2 separate regions of the Homo sapiens genome follow, and region 1 is linked to region 2. The links are chromatin contacts, found by Hi-C or POLR2A ChIA-PET in ENCODE. All regions are on one chromosome and are shown on one strand. Each heading gives the region's core, a stretch centred on a gene start or an enhancer-like site at or near the end of the contact. The rest is flanking DNA. Distances are from core to core; before and after follow the strand shown.

The links. A loop is a pair of places that touch in the nucleus more often than their neighbours do. ChIA-PET counts read pairs that join two places held with the same protein, here RNA polymerase II (POLR2A). Pooled maps may share reads with other maps.
Region 1: a loop to region 2 is called in a pooled map, with 2.1 times the contacts of the local background. The contact joins the promoter of DLST here to the promoter of COQ6 in region 2. A Hi-C loop is called at or near these places in 1 of 50 pooled maps. POLR2A ChIA-PET finds 5 or more read pairs at or near these places in 2 of 52 experiments (B cell and OCI-LY7).

What each region holds. Positions count from the first base shown.
Region 1 is chr14:74,879,793-74,885,359 of GRCh38, reverse strand. DLST (dihydrolipoamide S-succinyltransferase) reads right to left here and starts at 3,444. Exons shown (of 15, transcript NM_001933.5): 1 at 3,344-3,444; 2 at 2,736-2,769. The coding sequence starts at 3,406. RefSeq lists silencers at 3,100-3,429, 3,286-3,512.
Region 2 is chr14:73,947,561-73,952,911 of GRCh38, reverse strand. It overlaps COQ6 (coenzyme Q6, monooxygenase), which reads right to left and starts at 2,610. Exons shown (of 12, transcript NM_182476.3): 1 at 2,417-2,610. The coding sequence starts at 2,579. It overlaps FAM161B (FAM161 centrosomal protein B), which reads left to right and starts at 2,818. Exons shown (of 9, transcript NM_152445.3): 1 at 2,818-2,939. The coding sequence starts at 2,886. RefSeq lists a silencer at 560-858 and enhancers at 2,852-2,911, 1,928-2,928.

The sequences.
Region 1 (5,567 bases), core at 2,195-4,694, 930 kb before region 2:
GGAAAGAGAAAAAATTTGATGGCACAGCCCAAAGTGATTATATAATCTCATCTACCTTAAAAAGCCAGAACTTTTCATTATTCCTGTATGTTTTCATAATAAAATGTCTCTACTCGCCAAGTCTTCAAATACAACTGAAGCTTGAGAAAGACATGGGATGGCTTATCCTGTGACTATACATAACCCAATTTGAGAAGCAAGGAGGATGTTTGGTCTGGGTTTGAAAAGATTGGGTTGGAAATCTTATCACCTGAATCCTAGTAGCAAAGACTTGGCTACTTTAGGCTCGGGGTCTCCAGTTTGTCCTAGAGCTGAGAAAATCATGTCCCCATCTTTCAGTTTATTGACTTCCCATGCCTTTCTGAAGTCTTCCACCCTGGTCACTCTCAACAAGGTGAGAGACCCTTTCTGCCCACCAGCTGTCCTTATCATAGTTAACTGCATTTCCCCAACTGATGACTAGTAACTACAGCTGCCTCTTCTGAATTCTTTCTTATGTCTTTTTTCTTTCAGATTAACAACTCTTTCTGAACCATGGGCTCAGGACACACCAAATGAGAGCTAGCCCTCTCTTATGCCCACCTCCTCACAAGCATCCCAAGATAGGTAAGCCAGTCACCTTTATGTCCAGCAGCCAATGACTATGCAGTGCAAATTCTAAGCATAGTATGTTTTTGAACTAGAATAGATGGCGGCTCACACTGATTTTGGGAACCTGGAGTCCAATTCAGAGTTCATCCTACAGCAAATTTCATTTGTACAGTGCTTTAGGGTTTATAAAAAGCTTTCCCATAATGACCTCATTTTGATTTTACAGTCTCACAACTCTCTGAAGTGGAACGACCATCTGCCATTATTCCCATTTCATATAAGTAGGACTTTTGGAGGTTAAGCGACTAGCCCAAGGTGAATCCCTGAGCCCAAATGCAAATCCCCAAGTGCAAGGCTCTTTCCATTGTCCTGCCCACCTATGAAGTGGAGAAAATGTTTACTGACATTGTTCAGGGTTCCCACTTGAAAAACATGTTTGTTATTGAGAGTCCACTACAAGCCGACATTGTGCTAGGGGCTTTATGTTCTCATAACTCTCAGGATAAAGTCCACACTTTACGCGATCCTGTACCGTCCAGCCCACTCTATCTTTCCTGCCAGACAGGCTTCTTCCCATGTCTATCACTGGTCAAGTCCTTTCCTGTCTGAAAACCTTTGCACAAGCAATTCCCTTTGCCTGGAATACATTTTCTTGGCTCTTTTATATTCAGGTCTCAGTTAAATGTCACTTCTTCAGGGAAGCCTTTACTGACATTCCCAACCTTCCCAAGCTGGTCTACATCATCCCACCCTCTCATCACACCCTTTAATTCCTCTCTCGTAGTAACCAAAATTTATGCCCTTGTCGGAGCATAAATGTATATTTGCTCTCTCTCTCCAGCTAGCCCATAAAATCTCGAGGCTAGAGTCTATCTATACCCCTGTTACCTAGAACAGTGGCTGGCATATAGTAAGCACTCAATAAATGATCTGTTGAGTCCATGAGTAAATGAGAACATGGTGGGTTAAGAGTTCAGGATGGGTCAGGTAGACCTGGCTTATCAACAGCTGGGTGGGTGACCATGGCCAAGGCTTTTAAGCTCTCTTGTCTTGGGTTATGCATTTGTAAAATAGAGAAAATACTTTTTACTGTTTTGAGATGATTAACTAAAAAATTCACAGAAAGCACTCATATAAATGCTTGGCACAAAGAAAGCCCACAACAAGGTCAACTCATTCAACAAATACTTAGGCTAGGCATATAACAGAAAAAAAGCTATGGATGACACTTTTTTCTTTTTAACTGCTAGGATAAAATCTAAACTCCTTCAGTCTCTATACCATCTTCTATCTCTTGCCACTCTCTCCCTTAACCAAAATACTCCGGCCAAATCACCTTTTTTCCAGCTCTTAAGTTCTGCCAACCTCTTTTCTTCCTCAGGGTCTTTGTGAATGCCATTCTCTTTCTCCTGGGCTTCACTGGGTTAGCTCCGTCACATTCTGCTAGCCATAACTTTTTTTTTTTTTTTTTTTTGAGATGGAGTCTCGCTCTGTCGCCCAGGCTGGAGTGCAGTGGCGCGAACTCGGCTCACTGCAAGCTCCGCCTCCCGGCTTCACGCCATTCTCGTGCCTCAGCCTCCCGAGGAGCTGGGACTACAGGCGCCTGCCACCACGCCCGGCTAATTTTTTGTATTTTTTAGTAGAGATGGGGTTTCACCGTGTTAACCAGGATGGTCTCGATCTCCTGACCTCGTGATCCGCCCGCCTCAGCCTCCCAGAGTGCTGGGATTACAGGCGTCAGCCACCGCGCCCGGCCATGGCCATAACTTTTAAGTCACCTCCTCAAAAAGGGCTCTTCTGTCCACCCTCGTTTCCTTCTCAGCAGTTACAAAAATTTGCCTTTGTTGGCTTGTTTAGCAACTGACACTATCCAACTAGCCTAGGAGCTCCACGAGGGCAAGAACTGTACACTTCTGTATCCACTCCTGTATCCCTAGCGTCTAGCACAGTGCCTAACACAGTAGAAACTCAACTACGAGCTAAATGAATAAGCGATAGCTCGTGATTATGTAGCATTGCGTCTCACTACTCTCTGAACCAAACTGTCTTTAAATATTATGAGAAACACAGGCACCCCCGAGTTCCTCACATACTGCTCTGCCCAGGAGGAGAGCATTTTAGGTGACGGTAAGGGCAGAACTTACCAGGCAGGGAACGTCTCCCTAGAGGGCAGTTCCCCTGTTGAGAAAGAAGACATTATCGACGTCACCCAAGATGAAAAAAAAACCCAGCTTTTTCTTTTAAGTACACGCTCAAAGCTGTCCCAGTGGTGGTGACAGGTGAATCTCGTAACTCCGAAGGTAAATGCAACACACCGTGCTGGCAGACCCAATCAACACGCTGGGCCTGCCAAACTATCTCAACTTCCCAACGGGACTCATTAATACCCACTGATTTTAACAGAGCAAGACGAGACGGGCGCCGAATCCCGCCGGAGGACTCCGCCGCGCCTCCTCCCTAACTCTGAGTCAAGTATCTGGACGGGCGCGGCTCCCCAGCTCCCGCGCGGAGGGTGGGGTACAGCAGGAAACGTTCCCCGCAGGCTGCCTGGAGAAGGCAGGGGGCCGCTGGGCTCCGCAAAACGGTCCCGAGGGCAACCACGGCCCCGGGCCGCCCAGCCCGCGCGGCCTCCGCGTCCCAGTGCCCTTGGTGCCCGGCCCGGCCGGCGCGCCGCGCCCCTGCCTTCCAGGCCGCCTCTCTGCCCGCCAACAGACTCCTCACCCGTCGGGGCCCCGGCTCGGCCAGACCGTACCTTCTGGAAGGCGGAGAGCGAGCGGCTGAACGCCCGAGACACACAGCGGGATCGGGACAGCATCACGGCGGAGGAGCCGAGGGCGGGCGGACACCGGATATAGGGCCGGACAACAACCGGAAGTGGGGCGGGCCGCAGTACCCGCCGCCCGACGAGGGGTGTTCGGAGCGAACCACTGGCAGGGGGTGGGCGCACGGCGGCGCCCAGTATCCCGGCTGCAGCGCAGGAGTCCCGCTCTCTGGAGCAGGCAACCCTAAGGCGCTCTTGGGGCCCTCCGCACTGCCTGTCAGCCTGAGGTGGTTCTCCTGAAGGTGTATACGACTGTCCCGCCACCACATTGCCCCCGGGGTCAGGCCTTCCCCTACCCTTCCACAGAACTGGCTCTGAGCTTGGCGCCCTTCTCTCTTGGGACCCGAGGGCACCGCGCCGTTCCGCCTCTGTACCTTGGGAAGAGAGCAAAAGAGGGGCACGGACATTGAACTGAAACCTTGGCAGACATGCATGCCTGATCTTACACTTGTGTGGCCTGGGGCAGATGACATTGCCCCCCACCCCCAGTCTCAGGTCCCTTAACTATTAAAAAAAAAAAAAAAGGCACTTGTTACTTCCCTGTCTTCCTAACCCCGAGTCAAAGAAACAGAATCCCAGGAATTTCTAAATCCCATTGCCTTTTTACGAGTCGGATATCTTCACCAACTATAGCCTTATTTCTCAACAGCTTCTGATCTCCCCCCAACGCAAATTCCAGCCAAACTAATTGTTCCCCATACATCTTGTGCATTTTGGAAGTTGTTCGTTTGTCACCCTATCCCTAGAATATAAACTCCCAGCTGTTTTTTTAAGAAACAAGGTCATAGTTCACTGGAGCCTCGACACTCTGGGCTCAAGCGATCCCTCTGCCTCAGCCTCTGGAGTAGCTGGGACTACAGGTGCCACCATGCCAGGCTGACCTCCCCACTTTGAGTGTGCCATTCTTCCCGCTGACTTGAAGTGAAAGCATATAGCATCCCCTTCCCCTCCTTAAGTATTCAGGCCCCTTGAGTATTCACCTTTAAGGCTCACCTTCCTAATGAAAAAGATGTGCTTTAAACCTCTGGCTGAATTAGTAACACATAAATGTATGAATGAATGAATGAACCACTTGGTGCCGTTCATGATGATTTCTTTATCTGAGGCATTTTGCCTGGCCCTCAGGACCTTTATTTTTTATTTTTCTAATTAATTTATGTTTTAATATAAATTGAGACGGGGTCTCACTATGTTGCCCAGGCTGGCCTCAAATTCCATCAGGACCTTTACAGTGCCTTCACTCACCTGAACCCTGAAAGCACTGCCACTGAAATTCTGGAAGGATGGGCCAAAGTCCTAACTAGAAATAGAGAAAACAGCTCTGCCCTGCTGCTACCCACAATTAACTCCTCAGTAGCTTTCACCTGAATTATTTGAAAAGCTCCCTAAGCAGTTCTAAGCCTCCGCTCTCGCTTTCTCTAGCCCATCATCCTTTATATCTGTGTCAAAGATCCTTCTGAGCCTGGTGTGGTAGCTCACGCCTGTAATCCCATCACTTTGGGAGGATGAGGTGGGTGGATCACTTGAGATCAGGAGTTCAAGACCAGCCTGGCCAACATGGTGAAACCCCATCTCTACTAAAAATACAGAAATTAGCTGGGTGTGGTAGTGAATGCCTGTAATCCCAGCTACTCGGGAGGCTGAGGCAAGAGAATTGCTTGAACCCAGGAGATGGAGGTTGCAGTGAGCCAAGATTGCACCACTGCACTCCAGCCTGAGCAACAGAGTGAGACTTCGTCTCAAAAAAAAAAAAAAAAAGAAAGTAAAGAAAAAAAAGAAATCCTTCTGAAATGCAAACCTAATCCTGTCACTCCTCTGATTAAAGTCTTTCATTGCTTCTCCTGGTCGGATAAAGCAAGGGAGATAAAGTTTATCTCCCTTGTAGGATAAAGTACAAACTCCTCAACTTGGCCAGGCACCTGATAATCAGGCCTCTGATTATGTTCTGATTCTCTCCCCACATTCTCACAGATTGTGAGCTTTAGTCAAACCACACTACTGGCCATAGCCTTGCTGAGCTATTTGCATGGGCTGTTTCCTCCTCCTATTTGCCTAGGAACTCCTAGTCATCCTTTAAATCTCCTTCTTAATCCCTTCCTAACCCCTCTGGCAGAGTTAACAGATACATTTTCTATGCTTCCAAAGCACTGTGTCT
Region 2 (5,351 bases), core at 1,361-3,860:
TGAGGTCAGGAGTTCAAGACCAGCCTAGCCAACATGGTGAAACCCGTCTCTACTAAAAATACAAAAAAATTAGCCAGGTGTGATGGCGGGCACCTGTAATCCCAGCTACTTGGGAGGCTGAGGCAGGAGAATCGCTTGATCCTGGGAGGAGGAGATTGCACCACTGCACTCCAGCCAGGGCAACAAGAGCAAAATTCTGTCTCAAAAAGAAAGAATTAGAGTTTATAAAAGAAAACGTGAGCCAGGCATGGTGGCTAACGCCTGTAATCTCAGCATTTTGGGAGGCCGAGGTGGGAGGATTGCTCAAGCCTAGGAATTCAAGACCAGCCTGGGCAACATGGCGAGACCCTGTCTCTACAAAAAAAAATTTTTTTTAACTAGCCAGGCATGGTGGCACACCTGAGCTATGTTTGTGCAACTGCAGTCCTACCTGGGGGACAGAGCAAAACCCTGTCTCAAAAACTACAAAAAAGAAAAGAAAAGAAAGAAAGGTCAGGCACAGTGGGTCACACCTATAATCCCAGCACTTTGGGAGACTGAGGTGATGGATCAGTTGAGCTCAGGAGTTCAAGACCAGCGTGGGCAACATGGTGAAACCCCATCTCTACTAAAAACACAAAAATTAGCCAGGTGTGATGGCGGGCGCCTGTGGTCCCAGCTCCTCAGAAGGCTGAGGCAGGAGAATCACTGGAACCTGGGAGGCAGAGGTTGCAGTGAGCTGGGATCCTGCCACTGCACTCCAGCCTGGGTGACAGAGCAGAGACTCTGTCTCAAAAAAAAAAAAAAAAAAAAAAAAAGTTAGCTCCAGCCATACAGACAGTGAGCGGTCCATCTTGGCAGCTTTTGCTGTGGAGGATGGGGCACAGGGACATGCTCTGTAGAGCATGCTCTGTAAAGGGCACTATCTTCTTTTTTTTTTTTTTTTTTTTTTGAGATATCGAGTTTCGCTCTTGTTGCCCAGGCTGGAGTGCAGTGGCGCGATCTCAGCTCACTGCAACCTCCCCCTTCCAGTTTCAAGCGATTCTCCTGCCTCAGCCTCCCAAGCAGCCATGAGAACCACCCTGTTACAGAAGTCTATGATCTGCTTTAAGTTAAATTTTGTGTATCTTGTGAGATGAGGATCATAGGGTGGAACAGCTGCCCTTAGATCAGGGTGTCCAATCTTTTGGCTTCCCCAGGCCACAGTGGAAGAATTGTCTTGGGTCACATATAAAAAAACACTAATATTAATGATAGCTGATGAGCTAAAAAAAAAAAAAAAATCACAAAAAAAAAATCTCATAATGGGCCAAGCATGGTGATTCATGCCTGTAATCCCAGCACTTTGGGAGGAAGGGGCAGGTGGATCACGAGATCAGGAGTTCGAGACCAGCCTGGCCAATATGGTGAAACCCCGTCTCTACTAAAAATACAAAAATTAGCCAGGCATGGTGGCACAAGCCTGTAATCCCAGAGGTTGCAGTGAGCTGAGATCGTGCCATTGTACTCCATCCTGGGCAACAAGAGCGAAACTCCATCTCAGGGAAAAAAAAAAAAGTGAAAAGACTACAAAATGGAAGAAAATATTTGCAAGTCATTTATCAGATAAGGGACTTATACAGAATAAACAAAATAATGGCCAGGCAGGGTTGCTTATGCCGGTAATCCCAGCACTTTGGGAGGCTGAGGCAGGTGGATTGCTTGAGCCCAGAAGTTCCAGACCAGCCTGGGCAACATAGTGAGACCTCGTCTCTACAAAAAAATACAAAAATCAGCCGAGTGGTGGCGCATTCCTGCAGTCCCAGCTATTTGGGAGGCAGAGGCAGGAGGATCAATTCAGCCAGGGAGGTTGAGGCTACAGTGAGCCGTGATCGTGCCACTGCACTGCAGCCTGGGCACAGCGGAAGACCCTGTCTCAAAAAATAAAAATAACTCTTACCACAGTATTCAAGAGACAAACTGCTCAATTAAAAACCGGGCAAAGGGTCTGAATAGGCATTTCTCTAAAGAAGATATACAAATGACCAATAAACATATGAAAGGATATTCAACATCATTAATCATTAGGGAAATACAAGTCAAAACCTGGAGATCCCACTTTACTTACACCCACTAGAATGTCTATAAACAAAAAGACAATGACAAGTACTGTCCAGGATCTGGAGAAACTGGAACTCTCATTTATAAATAACCCCGGGAAGGCCTGTTTTCCCATGAGTAGAACAGACTCTGAACGCCCCTCCCACTTTTGACCCTAATGGACCCTGAAGGACCACACGCATTCCGGCGTGCCCTGGGGTTCCTCTAGGAGGGGAGGGGAGAAGCGTCGCGAGACCTGAGAAATTGTCTTTGGGCAAGTCGTGCTAGGGCTCTCACGGCTCTCATCGTGCCTCCGCGGCCCGGTTTCCGGCCACTAGTAGCCTGGAGAAGGGCTTACCCAAGGCACAGGCCATGGCAGCGCCCACCAGGCCTCCACCCGACACCACCACGTCATACACGGTGTCTGTTGAGGCGCCGGACCACCTGCGCCAGGACACCAGCGGGCCGCTGTGGGGAGCTGCACGCACAGCCCCGCATCGGCTGACAAGCCGGGCCGCCATGGTGCAGACCTGCGCCGTCGCACTCAGAACTCCCGCAGGCCCACCTACGTAGTGCGTCCGGAGCAGAGCACTCCAATCCCGTCCCGCTTCCGCGGCGTCCTCAGAACCGGAAATAAAATGCGCGGAGAAAATAGGCCAATCGGAAAACGAACCTTGCCTCCTCGGGCGGGATGGATCGGAGGCTGCCCTGGAAGCCAACCAGACGCCAAAGCTAGAAAGGGGTGGACCCTGGCCCCGCATAGCTCTCGCTGCCACCGCTGCTGCCACTATCGCTGTCACTGTCGCTGCTGCCTCTGTCCAGCTGAAATGACCGTGGGGAGGCCTGAGGGAGCCCCCGGAGGCGCGGAGGGGAGCCGTCAGGTGAGGAGAGAAAAGAGACTGCCCCCGGGAAAGGAATCCCGGAGAGGAAACTGTTGGGCGTTGCCTTGGAGACAGACAGCAGGGGCGTGTCACGGAGGGGCGTGGGATTAAAATGAGCGTTTAGGGACCAGGAGGCGGACTCTGACTTACAGACCTGAACCTCTCGGACTTTATACGAGGCTCTTGATAGGCAATGTCACTCAGTTTTCGCTTATCCTCTTAGTACTCTATGACCAGTAGTACAATTGTCGTCTCATTTTTGTAGAAGAGAAAACTGAGGCACAAAGAGATTAAGAAAATTGCTCCCCAAATTTGGCCGGGCGTGGTGGTTCACGCCTGTAATCCTAGCACTTTGGGAGGCCGAGGCGGGTGGATCACCTGAGGTCAGGAGTTCGAGACCAGCCTGGCCAACATGGTGAAACTCCGTCTAAAAATTTAAAAAAAAAAAAAAAATTGGCCAGGCGCGCTGGCTCACGCCTGTAATCCCAGCACTTTGGGAGGCCAAGGAAAGCGGATCATGAGGTCAAGAGATCGAGACCAGGCTGGTTTCCATGGCAAAACCCCGTCTCTACTAAAAATACAAAAATTGGCCGGGTGCGGTGGCTTACTCCTGTAATGCAGCACTTTGGGACCTGAGGTCAGGAGTTCAAGACCAGCCTGACCAACATGGAGAAACCCTGTCTCTACTAAAAAAAATACAAAATTAGCTGGACGTGGTGGCACATGCCTGTAATCCCAGCTACTCGGGAGGCTGAGGCAAGAGAATTGCTTGAACCTGGGAGGTGGAGGTTGCAGTGAGCCGAGATTGTGCCATTGCACTCCAGCCTGGGCAACAAGAGCAAAACTCTCTCAAAAACAAAAACAAACAAACAAAAAAATACAAAAAATTATCTGGGCATGGTGGTGCGCGCCTGTAGTCCTAGCTACTCGGGAGGCTGAGGCAGGAGAATCACTTGAACCCGGGAGGTGGAGGTTGCAGTGAGCCAAGATTGCACCACTGCACTCTAGCCTGGCGACAGAGCGAGACTCCGTCTCAAAAAAAAAAAAAAATTAGCCAGGTGTGGTGGCGCGTGCCTCCAGTGATCCACCAGCCAAGGCCTCCCAAAGTGCTGGGATTACAGGCGTGAGCCAGTGCACCTGGTGGACCCCAAACTATTAAAGGCAAAAAGTAGATTGGCAGTTGCTTAGGGCTGGTGGGGTGGGGTGTGGAGGGTTAGGGGAAATAGGGAGTGACCACTAAAGCGTGTGGCATTTCTTTTAAGGGCGATGAAGGTGTTCTAAAATTGTGATGGTAGTTGCACAACTCTGTGTATATACTAAAACCACTGAATTGTACACTTTAAATGAGTGAATATATTGTATAGAAATTATGTCTTAATAAAGTTGTCTTTAAAAGAAAAGAAAAAACGTGCCCAAGATCACACACTGTAGCAGAGCCAGGGCTAGGGTGCATACATATCTCTGACTCTTACCCTGGATTTTAGTAAGCCTGGCTCCTCATCAATCAAGTGTCAATTCAAAATTCCTCCACAATGAAAAATAAAAATCAGCCCAGGACTGAGAAAGTATAACTCAGACTGTCATAGGCATAGATAATGCCAACGGCAAGAGCATCAGGAAACAGTGTTTCTCTCAGGGCCATAACATAGGTGCAAAATTACTAACACCCCTTCTTCCAAAAGGCTTACTGATCAATTACTTACCCACCCTACTTTATTCTTCTCACCTTTTGAATAAGTATTGCCGTTGGGCGGGGCCCAATGGCTCACGCCTGTAATCCCAGCACTTTGGGAGGCCAAGGCAGGCGGATCATTTGAGCTCAGGAGTTGGAGACCAGCCTGGGAAGCATGGTGAAACCCCATCTGTACAAAAAATACAAAAACTAGCCAGGTGTGATGGTGTGTGCTGTAGTCCCAGCTACTCGGGAGGCTGAGGTGGGAGGATCATCACCTGAGCTCAGGAGGTTCAGGCTGCAGTGAGGCATGATTGCACCACTGCACTCCAGAACCTGGGTGACAGAGCAAGAACCTGTCTCAAAAAAAAAAAATTGCTCAGTCATTCGCTTAACTAAATTGTCCCCACTTCATGACAGCACCATTCCAGAGTTGATACCTGGTTCCCTGAATCAATCAGGGAAGCCAACCCTATAAAAATCACACCCTCAACCCTAAGTTCCCTGTGGTTTTCCGTAGTGTCCTGCAGCAAGTTAATAAGCCTAACTGATGTACTGATTACAAGTACATTCCTAATAACCTTAATCTGATGGACTTTATCAACCAAAAAGCTTTCCATAGGCACTCCATCTTTTTATAACCTCACAGTTGTTTATGGTTTTCACAGAATTTATCATCATCTTATATTGTCTGTCTCCTCTTACTACAGTGTAAGCTTCATGAGAGTAAGGACCTTGTT